Regions from separate parts of the Mus musculus genome. Here region 2 is linked to region 1. A link is a contact called in ENCODE Hi-C data. All regions are on one chromosome and are shown on one strand. Each heading gives the region's core, a stretch centred on a gene start or an enhancer-like site at or near the end of the contact. The rest is flanking DNA. Distances are from core to core; before and after follow the strand shown.

Region 1 (7,320 bases), core at 1,942-4,441:
GTGAGTCTCGGGGGAGACACAGACCTTGTCCTGGGAAGTCTGTGGCAGAGCTTAGCGCTTTGGATTTGGAATCTGATTTGGGAAGCGTGGTCTTGCCCCTAAGACTGATGGTATAGATACACATCTCCAGAGAAATGTAAAAGGACACTTCATTCTGACCCACCTCGGGTTGGTGCCCTTAGGTAACTTCCACTCTGACTAGTTCTCTTTTCTACTTGCCTAGGGTGGTACTGGGGTTCTATTACAGCCAGCGAGGCCCGGCAGCACCTACAGAAGATGCCGGAGGGTACATTCCTAGTTCGAGACAGCACCCACCCCAGCTACCTGTTCACACTGTCAGTCAAAACCACCCGTGGCCCCACCAACGTGCGGATCGAGTACGCCGATTCTAGCTTCCGGCTGGACTCTAACTGCTTGTCAAGACCTCGAATCCTGGCCTTCCCAGATGTGGTCAGCCTTGTGCAGCACTATGTGGCCTCCTGTGCAGCTGACACCCGGAGCGACAGCCCGGATCCTGCTCCCACCCCAGCCCTGCCTATGTCTAAGCAAGATGCACCTAGTGACTCGGTGCTGCCTATCCCCGTGGCTACTGCAGTGCACCTGAAACTGGTGCAGCCCTTTGTGCGCAGGAGCAGCGCCCGCAGCTTACAACATCTGTGTCGGCTAGTCATCAACCGTCTGGTGGCCGACGTGGACTGCCTACCCCTGCCCCGGCGTATGGCCGACTACCTCCGACAGTACCCCTTCCAACTCTGACTGAGCCAGGCACCCTGCTCTGCCTCACACAGTCACATCCTGGAGGGAACACAGTCCCCAGCTGGACTTGGGGTTCTGCTGTCCTTTCTTCAGTCATCCTGGTGCCTGCATGCATGTGACAGCTGGACCAGAGAATGCCAGCAAGAACAAGGCAGGTGGAGGAGGGATTGTCACACAACTCTGAGGTCAACGCCTCTAGGTACAATATGGCTCTTTGTGGTGAGCCATGTATCAGAGCGAGACAGGCAGGACCTCGTCTCTCCACAGAGGCTGGACCTAGGTCTCCACTCACTTGCCTGCCCTTGCCACCTGAACTGTGTCTATTCTCCCAGCCCTGGTTTCTCAGTCTGCTGAGTAGGGCAGGCCCCCTACCCATGTATAGAATAGCGAGCCTGTTTCTGGGAGAATATCAGCCAGAGGTTGATCATGCCAAGGCCCCTTACGGGGACGCAGACTGGGCTAGGGGACTACACAGTTATACAGTATTTATTTATTTATTCTCCTTGCAGGGGTTGGGGGTGGAATGATGGCGTGAGCCATCCCACTTCTCTGCCCTGTGCTCTGGGTGGTCCAGAGACCCCCAGGTCTGGTTCTTCCCTGTGGAGACCCCCATCCCAAAACATTGTTGGGCCCAAAGTAGTCCTGAATGTCCTGGGCCCATCCACCTGTGTATGGATGTGCCCACTTTTTTCTCCCAAGCCTCTTTTGGGAGGCTGGGTGGCCAGACAGACAGGAGCCAGAAACACAAGGGCTCCCACTCTTCTCCTCACAGGGCAGCACCATGGCTTCATAGAGCTGGCTTCTCTATGTTGTGCCCCACCTCACCCCCCTGCCGAGGGGCGTGTGCTGGGTCGGGAAGTGGATGCTTATCCAAGGGCCGCAGATGTAGCTCCCTTGTGTCCGTTTCCTGCCTAGGAAGTTGCCTGCACGTGAGAGAGGGAGAAATACATACACACCTAACAAGACTTTAGAAAACAAGTGTTAGAACACAAGAACCAGTTTGGGAGTTTTTCTTCCACTGATTTTTTTCTGTAATGATAATAAAAGTATGCCTTCCACTTATGAAGCCTTCAGTGGGGTGTCTGGAGTTTCGCGTGGTTTGACCTCTTTGATTCTCGTGTCTCGATCCACGTCACATCTGGAAAAGCCAAAACTTCAATGACTCCATAGGCTTTGCCAGAGGGCTGCGGGGCGGGGGAGGGGCCTTCGTCCTGTTCCCCTTGGGAGATGAGAGACAAGGGGTGAACGCCCATTGGCATGCCTTCTGGGGTGCTATCCATTGTGCTGTGGATATGTGAGAAGCAGGCAGCAGAGGATCTACAAGCCCAAAAGGAAGGGTCCATTCAAAGTACAAGTGGGCACGGAGGGCAGTAACTTGCCAAGAGGAGCCACAGAACTCAGGCCGGCCTTGCAAGGAGAAAGTACAGTGGATAAAAGTGTACTGAAGTGCCATGAGGATCCCGGACATGGACCTGACAGGCCTCTTCCTGGGCAGTGGGTAGATCAGTTGAGTCAGGGATAGTGACCAATGAGCTGGTAGGGTCAGGTCTGGTAGTGTCAAAATTCTGGCTCAGGCCGTTTGGAGTCAAGAGGACTCTTCTCTTAGTCGAGATCTTGAACATCAGAAATACAAGGAAAATGAAAACCTTGTCCAGGGTTGAAGGTCTGACTCGGGAATATGTAGGCTGCTGGGATCCTGCTGAAGTATGAGGGTGTCACAGCAAAGTTCCTCCAAACTGTGCTCCTAGCCTTTTACATCGTGTTTTAGAGACAATTCAGAATGGGTTCCTAGTCCTCAGACCAAGTCGAAAGTTAAAAGAGGCCAATAATAGTGGCCTGAGAGACGGAAGCTGTAAGGAATGGCATCTTGATAAGGAAGAGACTAAAAAAATAAATAAACAACCAGAGTCAGGAAGGGCCTGGACTGGGGACAAGGACAGTGGTGACAAAGACTAGGAATTACATTGTAGGGGCTAGAAAGACGGCTCAGTTAAGAGCGCTTGCTATTCTTTCAGAGAATCGGTGTTCCCAGCTCCAGAGGAACAAGTGGGTCTTCCAGGTCTCTGTGCACCTACATGCACACAAACGTATGCACGAAAAGTAATTCTACTTTTTTTTTGTAAGGAATGGCATTGGGTTAGAGTAAGGAGGTAGATGAAGGAAGGATGGTATTTTTAGAAGCTGTGAGGAGTGTTCAAGCCTATCTCCTCAGCCTGACACTGTCCCCACTGCTGGTGGCAGCTGGTAAAACCTTTGCTGCCTGTGGGGCCCACTAGTGTACCTTGTCCAAGTGTCACCATGGCCTTGGTGGGGCCTTTCTTCAGCTTTGATCTCAGCCTTTGTGTGGTTCCTAAAAGGTGTGAGGTAATCCCTACTGTTTCCCCACACATACCCAACCCCCCAGCTCTTGAGTCATTTAGTAGGAAAGTCGTGGGCACGTAGGGGGCAGAGACTGGCTCTCTGCATCTGCTGCCACGACTCAGCTACTGAAACTAAAGAAAGTACAGAAAACCCCACTCTTCACACAAGGCACTCAGTGAAGACTCTACTCCCTGCGGTTGGGGTCCAGATACTACCCTATGTTCAAATACCAGGAGCAGGGGCTAGCTCAGGGAGTTCAGAGAGTGGAGCACAGAGCAGCACTCACCCTAACTGACCCTCTGTCCCGGGCTGACCCATGAGATGGGGATAGGCAACTGGGTGGCTGCTTGGACAATTTTTGTATCCACCGCATCTCTGATCACTGAAAGCTCTGGAGCCGCAGGCCTGGCCATGGGCCATCCCTGACTCGTCTCAAACCAGAGTCTAGCGCTTTTCTGAGAAAGGGCTGCCAGACACTGACATCTCAGTCTTTATAGGAGAGGAATCAAAATGCCTGCCTGGGGTAGGGAGACCAGAAAACATGTCCATTGGACCCCAGACTCAAGCCTAACGGTAGAAGAGAAGCCAGCTGCCAGGTGTAACCACCCCTGGATGGTCCTGGGCTACTAAAAAGGACAACCATGTGCTGTCACTAGCTAGGGAGGGAGGGTGAGCCATTGAGTGGGCATACTGGACCCCCACACAAAATCCAAACAGTAATTAATCATAACCCTTTGCCAACTGAGTCCCTTCACACGTGTGCTCTTTGGCTACTAACTGAGCCAGATTCCCATCAAGGCCCTGGGGACACAGGAGAGAACAAGATAAATATGGCCCTATTCTCCTGGGGCTTGTGGCTACTGCAGGAAAGATGGTGAACAAGTTAACCGATAGGCACGTCTTGAGTAGGTAAAGAAAGCAAAGGCAGGGAGAGTGGGTTTAGGTGTGGGGTTACCCTGCAGCAAAGGGTCCGGGAAGGTGTTGAGTGGGGTGGTGGTGAACCTGGCATTCAGAACAGAGAGCAGGGGTTGGTCGTATAGAGGCCGTGGGGAAGTGCTGTCCCAAACACAGGGACCACCGGGACAATGACTTTAAGGCAGAGACAGCCCTGGATTCCAGGATGGAGTGGGGAGGGCAAAGGGGGCCATGGCTGATTTTTGTTCTGACTGGTGGAGCATCACAGACTCTAGTGGGGCTGTGCTGAGTTCTGATGCTCCCATTTCTAAAGGATTCTTCATCGATGGCTCCATGAGGGCTTCAAAGCCTGTGGCCCAGTGAGAAGGTTCGAAGGTGTGGAACTGAGTGGGGTGGGGTGCCATAGGAAACTGGAGGCAAGGGTGATAACTTTGGGTGTGGTTCACTCCCAATAATTCTCACTTCAGCCCTGCACACTAATAGAGGTTGTCCCTGTTTTCAGCTGGTTAGGGCTTAGAACAAGTGGTTCTCAACCTGTGGGTCGTGACCCCCTTCAGGAGTTGAACAACCCTTTCACAAAGGTCACCTAAAACCATCAGAAAACACAGATATTTACATTACAACTCAAAACTAGCAAAATTACAGCTATGAAACAACCAAAGTCATTTTATGCCAGGCATGGTAGTGCATGCCTTTAATCCCAGCACTCGGGAGGCAGAGGCAGGCGGATTTCTGAGTTCGAGGCCAGCCTGGTCTACAAAGTGAGTTCCAGGACAGCCAGCGCTATACAGAGAAACCCTGTCTCGAAAAACCAAAAAAAAACAAAAAAACAAAAAAAAAAAAAACAGTCATTTTATGGTTGAGGGGGTCACCATAACATGAGGAACTGTATTAAAGGGTCACCGCTTTAAGGAAATTGAGAACCACTGGCTTAGTGAGAGGCAAAGACTAGCTGGGGTCATTAGCCTTGTCTCTAGACTTTATTCGAGTAACCACTGCTCTACCCTGTCTCTGAAGACTCACCTGCCAAAGCCTTAGTCTGCCAAGAGTCAGAGGCCAGAGGATAGAGGTGTTCAGTAGGGCTCTCTAAAGGTCATGCTGGCCCTGGATGATTCTGCCCAGCCACAGGAAGGTAGATTTGAAGCGTGGCCCTACATGGTGCCCCTCTCTGGACTCACAAGGGCCCCTGGAATGGTTTGGGGACAGATGCCACTAAGCCGTCTCTTGTCAGCAGGTCGAACTGGCCAGAGTCTTGCTAGGATGTGTCATTTAAGATCGCTGAGTTAAAATAACATCCCCTTGGTCCCAAGGGCCTCAGAACCTAAGTCCAGCATTTAACTTGCTGTCTGAGCAGATCCTGCTAGACCAAGGCATCCGAATGAAGCTAAAGCCATGACTTGCTGTCTTCCCTGTCAGAAGGAAACCTCCTATCCTGTGTCTGGGGTGGAGCGAAGGGCCAGGGGTCTGGCTCCTGAGAGCAAGCCCAGCAGGCAGGAAGATCTGGGGTGCATAGGGCACTGACCCCCATCCCCCACCTCACTGAGGCTGTCTGCATTTAGAAAGGAAAGCCTGGGCAGGCCAGAGCAACCTTTTCACACCGACCTGTTAGACCAGTTTTAATCGAAAGCAGACTCATACTTGACTTCCCCACCCCTCTTTGGCTTAGTGGGGCAGCACAGTCAGCCAACTGGGGGCACCCCAGTGGTCACTGTAGGGCAGCAGGATAGGGATCCATGTCTGGGACACGAGCTAGAGGTGGTCCCTGGAGGGTTCATTCTGGCCAGACTGCAGACCAGAGGGTGAGTGGAGATTGCCCGGGCCTGGCTCTGGGGGAGAGCCAAGTACTCGGAAGCCGATACTCATCTAGCAGCGAGAGATGCAGCAGGCTGAGGGCAGAAGGAAGCCAAGGCTGTCTGCTCAGTGGAAAGGCAGTGGTCTCCAAACCCAAGACTAGCTGAAGCAAGCAGAGCCCGGGGTGCAGCGGATAGGCTCTGACGGCTGGGGAAATGTGGGCCTACTACAGCTCCTCCAGGCAGCCCTCCAGGACTGCTCCACCCACATAGGAATTTACTGTCCTCAAAGATATTCCGACGGTGTGGTTGAAGGGGGCATGACATCTAGCAAATGTTTTCCAAGGGCAGAACCCTGCTCTGGGGATTTCCCCAGCCCTGACACCAACAAACTAGACCAGACTTTTCCTGTCACCAGACATGGGCTCCCTTTCCACCAGAGATACAGATTTTGGTTCCTGTGTTAGGCAAGGCTATGTTCTAAGTGCCCCACAGCTCTCAGCCTCTTTCTGAGAAGCATTGAACTCTCCCCATTGAGCACATCAGAGTGCATGTGTGTGTGTGTATGTGAGTGCATGTGTGTGTGTCAGTATATGTGTGTGCGTGTGCGTATGTCAGTGCATGTGTGTGTGTGTGTATCAGTGCATGTGTGTGTGTCTGTCAGTGCATGTGTGCGTGTCAGTACATGTGTGTGTGTGTGTATCAGTGCATGTGTGTGTGTCAGTGCATGTGTGTGTGTGTCAGTGCATGTGTGTGTGTGTGTATCAGTGCATGTGTGTGTGTGTCAGTGCATGTGTGTGTGTGTCAGTGCATGTGTATGTGTGTCAGTGCATGTGTGTGTGTGTATCAGTGCATGTGTGTCAGTGCATGTGTGTGTGTGTGTGTCAGTGCATGTGTGTGTGTCAGTGCATGTGTATGTGTGTCAGTGCATGTGTGTGTGTGCGTGTCAGTGCATGTGTGTGTGTCAGTGCATGTGTGTGTGTGTCAGTGCATGTGTGTGTGTGTCAGTGCATGTGTGTGTGTGTATCAGTGCATGTTTGTGTGTCAGTGCATGTGTGTGTGTGTCAGTGCATGTGTGTGTGTCAGTGCATGTGTGTGTGTGCCAGTGCATGTGTGTGTGTCAGTGCATGTGTGTCAGTGCATGTGTGTGTGTCAGTGCATGTGTGTGTGTCAGTGCATGTGTGTGTGTGTGTGTCAGTGCATGTGTGTGTGTGTGTGTGTCAGTGCATGTGTGTGTGTGTGTGTGTGTGTCAGTGCATGTGTGTGTGCGTGTGCGCACATGCTTGAGTGCCCGCAGTGCTGACCTTTCCCCTTGGCCAACATTCTTTTGCTTTCTTCAGCTCCTTCCAAGGAACAGTTTGGGAGGAGGAGCCATAGAGGAGACAGGTCCTCAGGAAACTTTTCCTCAAAGCTCAGAGACAGGAAGGCCTATTCAGATGAAGATGGTCCCCTAGGTTGTCTGAGATGGTGGAGGGGCCATAGGGTGAGACCTCCTGGA
Region 2 (7,320 bases), core at 2,760-5,259, 1.8 Mb after region 1:
CCCCTGAACTCCGAGCCTCATGGTAGGGTGGGGTGGCACTTATGTCCTTCTTCTCTGATCTCAGAGGGGTAGAGCCCTGGACTTAGGTTTTGAATTTGCCTGTTGCAGTTGCCAGACATTTGTCTTCTATTAGCATACAGCCTGGGCCCTGGGACCATGGGAAAAAAAGTTGGGGGCTCGGTGTGCTATTGGCAGTAATTTGGGTGATCTGCCAGTCTATGCTGTGTGCTGTCAAAGGGCAGACCCTCTATTCTATGGGTGCCCAGGTTGGGCAGGGAGGCCTCTTCCAAAGAGCACAGCCGCCTCCCATCTAGCCTCCCTGGGATGGAGCTATGCTTGTTAACCACGGGATAGCCTGGGATATCACACAGCCTGTATGAGCTGCAGTTCCTCAGCATGTGGCAGCCTGTCTTGACTCGGATCCCATCTTGCCTGGCTTGTGGCATATGCTTGACAGCCATATGGTTGCTTGGTAGGGAGAGACCAGGTGTGTGGGTAGGTGGGTACAGGATGCCCGCCTGGGGTAGGGGTGTGTGTGTGTGTGGTGCGGGTGGCTTTACATAAATTCTCAAAGAGCAGCCCTGTTGTATACATGAGGAATCTGAGGCTGAAATGGACTTATACCAAACAACTGGGGAGTTTCTTAAGAGTCTTTTGCCAAAAGGGGTCCCCTGGGAACAGGTGATGTGAGGGTGGCCGGTCATGGTGAAAGGTGGTTACACTGGCTCTTTGGCAGGTTCGGAGCGACCGTCGCCATTGGCGTGACCATCTTTGTGGTGTTTATTGCCACTATCATCATCTGCTTCACCTGCTCCTGCTGCTGTCTGTATAAGATGTGCTGCCCCCAACGCCGTAAGCCTGCCTTTACCGACTTGGTTCACCCATGCCGATACCAGAGTTTACCAACTCGGTCCACCCGTGCCGATACCAGAGCGGGAAAGGGTTGATAACCAGGAACCTGTTTTGACTAAGCGGGAGGGGCAGGCTTGGCCTCTTCTGGCCTAGGGAGCTGTAAGATTTTAACTAATCAGGATTCTCGTTGCAGCTGTCGTGACCAACACCACAACTACTACCGTGGTTCATGCCCCTTACCCTCAGCCTCAACCTCAACCTGTGGCCCCCAGCTATCCTGGACCAACATACCAGGGCTACCATCCCATGCCCCCCCAGCCAGGAATGCCAGCAGCACCCTACCCAACGCAGTACCCACCACCCTACCTGGCCCAGCCCACAGGGCCGCCACCCTACCATGAGTCCTTGGCTGGTAAGTATCACTGTGGATTCAGTAAACCTGCATGGTCCCCCAACTCATGCCTCTGCTCCTCGGGTCCTTTCCTCCTGGCTTGCCTGCCCACTTGCGTTGCAGCCCAGTGTCCCCACAGCTAACCCATGTCCTTTCTCCTTCCAGGAGCCAGCCAGCCTCCATACAACCCGACCTACATGGATTCCCTAAAGACAATTCCCTGAACCTGCCCCCAGCCTCTTTGGCTGCCATTTATGTCGTGTGTGAGTGAGTGATACGCAGAGTTCTTTACTGCTGTCTGTGGTGTGTGTGCCTTGTCTAGACATGTGGCTTCCTCTGCTGTTGACCAGGTAGGCGCAAGTCTTACCAGTGTGGGTCGGGACCAACCTGTTTTCTTCCTCACTTGAAATTGTACTTTCTGAAATTTCAAGCAAATTAAAAACAATAAGGTAGGAGGTATTTCCCACGTCACCCCAAGGTGACCAGCCATGGCCTGTCATACTTAGGAGAGCAAGCTTTTTGCGGGTACAGAGCAGGCTTTGGGGGGTAACCAGCTAGCTGCTGCTAGGCCTTTATTCCCAGGGTTTGGCTGCATTGGCAGTGAGGCAGGTGGCTGGGGGTGACACCAGGTGACAAGGGGACTCAGTGGCAGGGGGTCACACCAGGCAGAACACCATACACTCTCCATCAGCTGTCTGTCTGGATGTCACTGTCCTTCCCGGGGCTGTATAGAGGGCCACATGTGTTCACTATTCAGGCTCCACTGGGGGAATTTTCCTACCTTTGCTGGCTTGGCTCCTGCTCCCAGGCCAGGGACCTCGGTCTGTCTACTACACACTCTGGTTTCTCCCTGCACTGTCTTTTTACTGTTAGCCAAACATTTTGCCTGTTTTCTGTCTCCAGATGTGTGATAATTGGTGTGAGGTTGAAATCCCTGGTTCCTGGAGGACAGACAACCTGACCTCCGACTGTCAGTTTCCCTTGACACCATCTTCATAGAAATACCTGACTCCTGTACCACAGTCCAGTTTGTCCCAGTAGCAGGGACACCAAGGCCAATGGGTTATCTGGACCAAAGGTGGGGTGGAGGGCCTAGGTGGTATCTCCGGCCCAGATGTGAATACCTCCATATTCCCTGTTGGTTCCTGTTTCACTGGCTGTTTTAGCTTTGTGTTGATTGGTGTTTCTGAGCATTCAGACTCCGCACCCTCATTTCTAATAAATGCAACATTGGACCCGCTTCCCCTTTCTTCAGCGCCTAGGCAGCTGGCCTTGGCTCTACACCAAAAACTATTTCTGTCTACTTCTTGAACTTGTTTCTTCCCTCTGTTAATTAGCCTAACAGGTTTGATTGTCCTGCTAAGAGAGCAGGAGAGAGGGACTGTACCTCATCCCTAGGGCCTGAGCATGGCCAGAGGCCCAGGCTGAGAAGCAGAGGCGGCAAGCAGTCAGTGCTATGGAAGTCTTTATTCATCATATTTCCCCTCTTGACTTACTGCCCAGGTGAGGCCAGGAAGAGTCCATACAGAGTGGCTATTGCCAAGGTCAGGAGGGTCAGCAGGCTCAGTGGGGCCAGCAGCCCCTCCTGTGATGGGGCTTCTGGGACCTTCTCTGGAGGAGGACTCTTAGGTCGCCTGCTCCTGCCATTGCTGGGACTTCCATTGGCTGTGGCCAGGGGTGTAGTAGCTGTGGCAGCATGTGGCCTTAGGTTGGTTGTTCCAGTGGTAGCCGGAGTGCCGTACATGGGCTTGACGGTGCTAAAGGGCCGGGCATGTTCGTCCACCCACTGCAGTAGGGCCTGTGGCTTCCACTGACAGATGCTGAGCAGGGTTAGAACATCACCTTCAGCAGTATGTGAGTCTGTCGGTGCTTGCCAGTACAGGCGGGTGTAGATGCTGCCCAGGCTGTAGCTTTTCCTCGAACCATTCCCTGAGGGGCTGCTAGCTTGTTCCAAGGCCTTTAGGGCAGCGATGCTGTCCACACAGAAGGTACCATCTAGGGGACTGGGAGTGCTCAGCCTAGCAAGCTCTGTCTGGAGCAGAGGAAAGTCATAGCGGTCACCGTTGTGTGCCACAAGGCAGCAAGGCTGTGGCTGGCGCTGCAGGAAGGCTCGGAGCAGGATGGCCAGGTTGTCATCGAAGCGTTGACGCCCCTGTACTTCCAGCTCAGCTTTGCTCAGACCTGTGATCTCACTGGCCCCAGGGCTACAGGCTTTCCCTGGAGCAATGCACAGAGAGAGCTTGTCCACCACACGGGGCGGTCTGGGCACTGGAGGTGGATGTCCCTGAGAAATGGAAGTGTTCTCCAGAGCACGTCTGTGGACAGCCAGCAGGCACAGCTCTGTGACTTCGGGCCGAGACGAAGGCAGGCCAGTGGCTTCCAGGTCTAAGAAGATGAGGGTCTGCATGTGACCATGGGGCAGGGTCTGTGAGCCCATGCTGAACCTGGGGAGGAGATGGGGTAATGAGTAGCAGCAGGAAGGTCTCAAGTGGGCTGAGGTGGGGTGCAGAAAGGCAGCTCAGCCCTTCCCTTCAGCAGGTACTATCCAGGGCCACTAGAAGCTGGAGGGCAGGGTTGTTCTAGTGGGATGGATCCACTACTTATTTGCCTTTTGAGGGAGGCCCTTCCCCTAGTGCTGACTACCTTCAGGGTGAGGGAACCCTATTCTCTTCTGCCTTACCCCATACCCTTACTCCACACTTACCGAGAAGCAGGCAGCAAGGCACTCCGCTGGGTCTGCTGCTGGCAGCAGTGTGGCTGAGGAAGTAAAACTGCCTGGGTCCACCCATAGGCCTGCCTCCTGAACAGGGCCCGCCCTGCTGTTAGCCTGCCAGGCCTGGCCCTCGTGCTGACGCTCCTCCCTCCCTCCCCAAGCACCCCAAAGGCCTTCCTAGATCCATATCTGTGATCCTGCTGGCTGGTAAAATGGACTACTGCCCCAACACTGACAACTCAAACTGGGTTGTCTCTAGGATTCAAATGTGCCCGTGAGCCTCTGCCTTTTCTTGTCTTTCCCCCAGTCCTTGATCCAGGCCTTCCTAAAAAGGGCTGCCTCCTTGGCCACAAACGTACCCCTGCCCCCACCACGGCCCCCGCCCAAAGCTATGACTCAGGGTAATTCCCGAAGAGGGGCAGGGTTTTTCCTCAGGGCAGATCAGTTACCATGGGGGCCATCTCAACTCCAGCAGGAGTCATCTCATCAATTCTTGGTCTGCCCTGTCCCTCCCTCTCAGCCACACAAATCGGACTCAGGAAACAAAGCTTGTGTTCTCAGCAGGAAGTGCAGTTTTAATCAGTGGATATGGCAAAGACGGCGGTGGGAGCTGGCGCCACCTTGTGGCTGGATGCTCAGGCCCTCAGTTACAGTCCATCTCAGAGTCTTCCAAATCAGTCTCCGCAGCACAGAGGTCATCCAGGGCAGCCTCTGAGCCAAAAGGAAGAGGGGTCTGAGGTTAACTCGACAGCGTGGGGGCTTGGAGGCCCCCATGCTCCCTAGCGTCACAGGAACCAACCAGTCCCTTCTATGCACAGGCTTTGCTCCCTCAGCGACTGTGAGCAAAAGTGACACAAAGGCAATTCGGACAGATCTTTGTGGAAAACCATGGCTCAGCGAGGCCAATTCAATAGACACCATCAAATGGGAACCTGTCATACTCAAAGACCCAGAGCAGGAAGGTAATACCCATGTGCCAGGAATGGCTCTGGAGGCAAGGGGAGACTCATGGAAAGGAGTCTGACAGAGGCACACGAAGGCTAGGACAGTGTCGTGCTAGCTTACCTTCACAGTCAGTCACATCAGGAAGGGCTCGAATCAGCATGCTGACCCCTGGCATCACCTGGTCGTACTGATGCAGGACCTCGACACAGTGCACAGTGAAGAGCTTGTCCTTCTGAGATAGGCTATGCAGCAGCAGCACAGTGTCCCGCAGACAGCGTATCGTCTGCTTCTGCTGGTGGGTCCTTGGACCTCCTGCCCGCCGCACCGTCAGCCATTGCCTGTGCAACATCACAGTGAGCGCTCTGACTGCCTAGGGTGAGAGGGCACAGCCTGAGGTCCAGAGACTTACTCACCTCACCACTTCAAGATCAACAGGATTGCTCTTAACTAACTGAGCATCCATGATGCTGGTCTCTGGCCACTCACCTCTACATTGCAGTGACAGTCAGAACCAATGCCAGCGGGGGCAGGGCTCTGTACACTCAGCTTGGCCAAGAGCCATACTACCTGGAACAAGAAGAGATAGTACCCATCCCATGTAGAACAGACGGTTGTCACAGGGCTTTGGCGGGCATTTCTAAGGTGCTCTAGCTACGTCTACAACTGCTTGCCTGCACAAGTGGGGTACAAGTAGTGGTAGTCTCAGGCTTTCAGACTTGAATCTCACCAACAGCTTACTGCTTCCAGGACCAGGATCGGGGCCCCCAAAGCCCAGGCAGCTCTGCTGAGCACCACTATAACCCAGGATGTGCTTGTATTGAATCCCTGTGAGGAACCCCTACATTTTACCCGTTGCTGTTTGACAAACTGGCAAAAAAGGAATTGTAGCTCCCACTTTCCCACAAGGGAAGGAGACTCTGGGCTCTCGGGGGGTGGGAGTGAAGGGTGAGCAGTGTCTGAGTCTTACCTCTTGTTCCAGCTGAAGCCACTGTGTCTCTGAGGCCGTTCTGTCAGGCCTTGATGTGATGTACATGTACAGCCTCAGGAGAAGGCAGCCTTCTGAAAAGGATGCAGGCCTCACTCAGGGACCCCCTTTTCTTTTCTTTTTTAAATTTTTGGTTTTTCGAGACAGGGTTTCTCTTTATAGCCCTGGCTGTCCTGGAACTCACTCTGTAGACCAGGCTGGCCTTGAACTCAGAAATCCACCTGCCTCTGCCTCCTGAGTGCTGGGATTAAAGGAGTGCGCCACCACGCCCAGCTTATGGGACCCCCTTTTCATTGTAGTCTGGGGTACAAGTACAGAAGCCCTTGAGGGGCTCTGAACCTGTACTGCCCCCAGGCCCTCCCTCCCCACTATAGGACAGTTGAGACTGTCCTGCCCTGCTTTACCTGGGTGGGAGCATAGCTGCCATGCTAGGCTGTCATGGTCCAGCAGCACAGAGAGCAGCTCAACAGCCAGGAGCACACAGGGCAGCGGCAGCGCTGAGCCGAGGCACTGTGGCAACACCGGGAACACACAGGAGAACCTAAAGAATGAGCACAGTTATGACACTCTCCAAAAGGACACTTACTGTAGTGAGCCATGGCTTCCAAAGCTGCTGGCCTGACTCTAGTCTACTGGCTTCAAGCCTGTCACAAATAAACAGGTCTAAACTTTAGTATAAGAATGCTGTGACTTGGGCTGGAGAGATGGCTCAGTGGGTAAGAGCACCCGACTGCTCTTCCAAAGGTCCAGAGTTCAAATCCCAGCAACCACATGGTGGCTCACAACCATCTGTAATGAGATCTGACTCCCTCTTCTGGAGTGTCTGAAGATAGCTACAGTGTATTTACATATAATAAATAAATAAATTAAAAAAAAAAAAAAAAGAATGCTGTGACTTAAACATGGCAGGCCTTAATCGGGGTGAGTATGGTGTGGCGTGTGTGTTTTGTGGTACATATATATAATCTCAGCAGAGGCAGGACCTACCACACAGAGCTGGAGATGAACCCGGCCTATATGCAACCAAGTAAGTCGCACTACCATATCAAAACCCCTCTTTTGCCCTAAAAAAAACAAAAAACAAAACAAAACAAACAAAAAAAAAAAACCCAAACCCAGGCCCTTATGTGGACCTTTATCAAGTAAATGGGATGGGACTCCCTGGATGGGGTTCCTTCCTATGTCTGCCATCACACAGTGACACTGGTGCATACCTTCAGCACGAGAAATATTCCTCAACTAATAGCAGAGCCCTGGCTAGGGCTCTAACAGAAACAAGCGTGTGCATGGCTACAGCTGTCTCACAAGGTCATAGAGCAAGGCAAAGGAAGCGGTTTTCTCCACTTGCTGGAAAACACTGACTTGTCACCTGCGTGGAAACCTACCTACCATGACGTGTGTGTGACTGAATATATATAACCTTCCCACTGAGGA

Evidence for each region. A loop is a pair of places that touch in the nucleus more often than their neighbours do.
Region 2: a map of T-helper 17 cell shows a loop between it and region 1 (5-fold over the local background). The contact joins the promoter of Trex1 here to the enhancer-like site in region 1. A Hi-C loop is called at or near these places in 2 of 37 maps with a recorded cell type or tissue (T-helper 17 cell and regulatory T cell).

What each region holds. Positions count from the first base shown.
Region 1 is chr9:107,300,145-107,307,464 of GRCm38, forward strand. Cish (cytokine inducible SH2-containing protein) reads left to right here. Exons shown (of 3, transcript NM_009895.4): 3 at 224-2,640. The coding sequence ends at 756. Among named protein-coding and RNA genes, the nearest start is that of Cish, 7.1 kb to the left of the region's middle. Within about 2 kb of position 3,192, at least 1 of the 3 ENCODE cell types and tissues checked has a DNase peak (open chromatin) inside an H3K27ac peak, as active enhancers do.
Region 2 is chr9:109,055,242-109,062,561 of GRCm38, forward strand. It overlaps Trex1 (three prime repair exonuclease 1), which reads right to left and starts at 4,010. Exons shown (of 2, transcript NM_001012236.1): 1 at 3,948-4,010; 2 at 2,691-3,687. The coding sequence starts at 3,680. The coding sequence ends at 2,736. It overlaps Atrip (ATR interacting protein), which reads right to left. Exons shown (of 13, transcript NM_172774.3): 9 at 6,291-6,427; 10 at 5,869-5,960; 11 at 5,388-5,468; 12 at 5,022-5,271; 13 at 4,506-4,667. The coding sequence ends at 4,600. Atrip-trex1 (Atrip-Trex1 readthrough) reads right to left here. Exons shown (of 14, transcript NR_153412.1): 9 at 6,291-6,427; 10 at 5,869-5,960; 11 at 5,388-5,468; 12 at 5,022-5,271; 13 at 3,948-4,667; 14 at 2,692-3,687. Shisa5 (shisa family member 5) reads left to right here. Exons shown (of 6, transcript NM_025858.3): 4 at 737-852; 5 at 1,046-1,264; 6 at 1,409-2,551. The coding sequence ends at 1,467.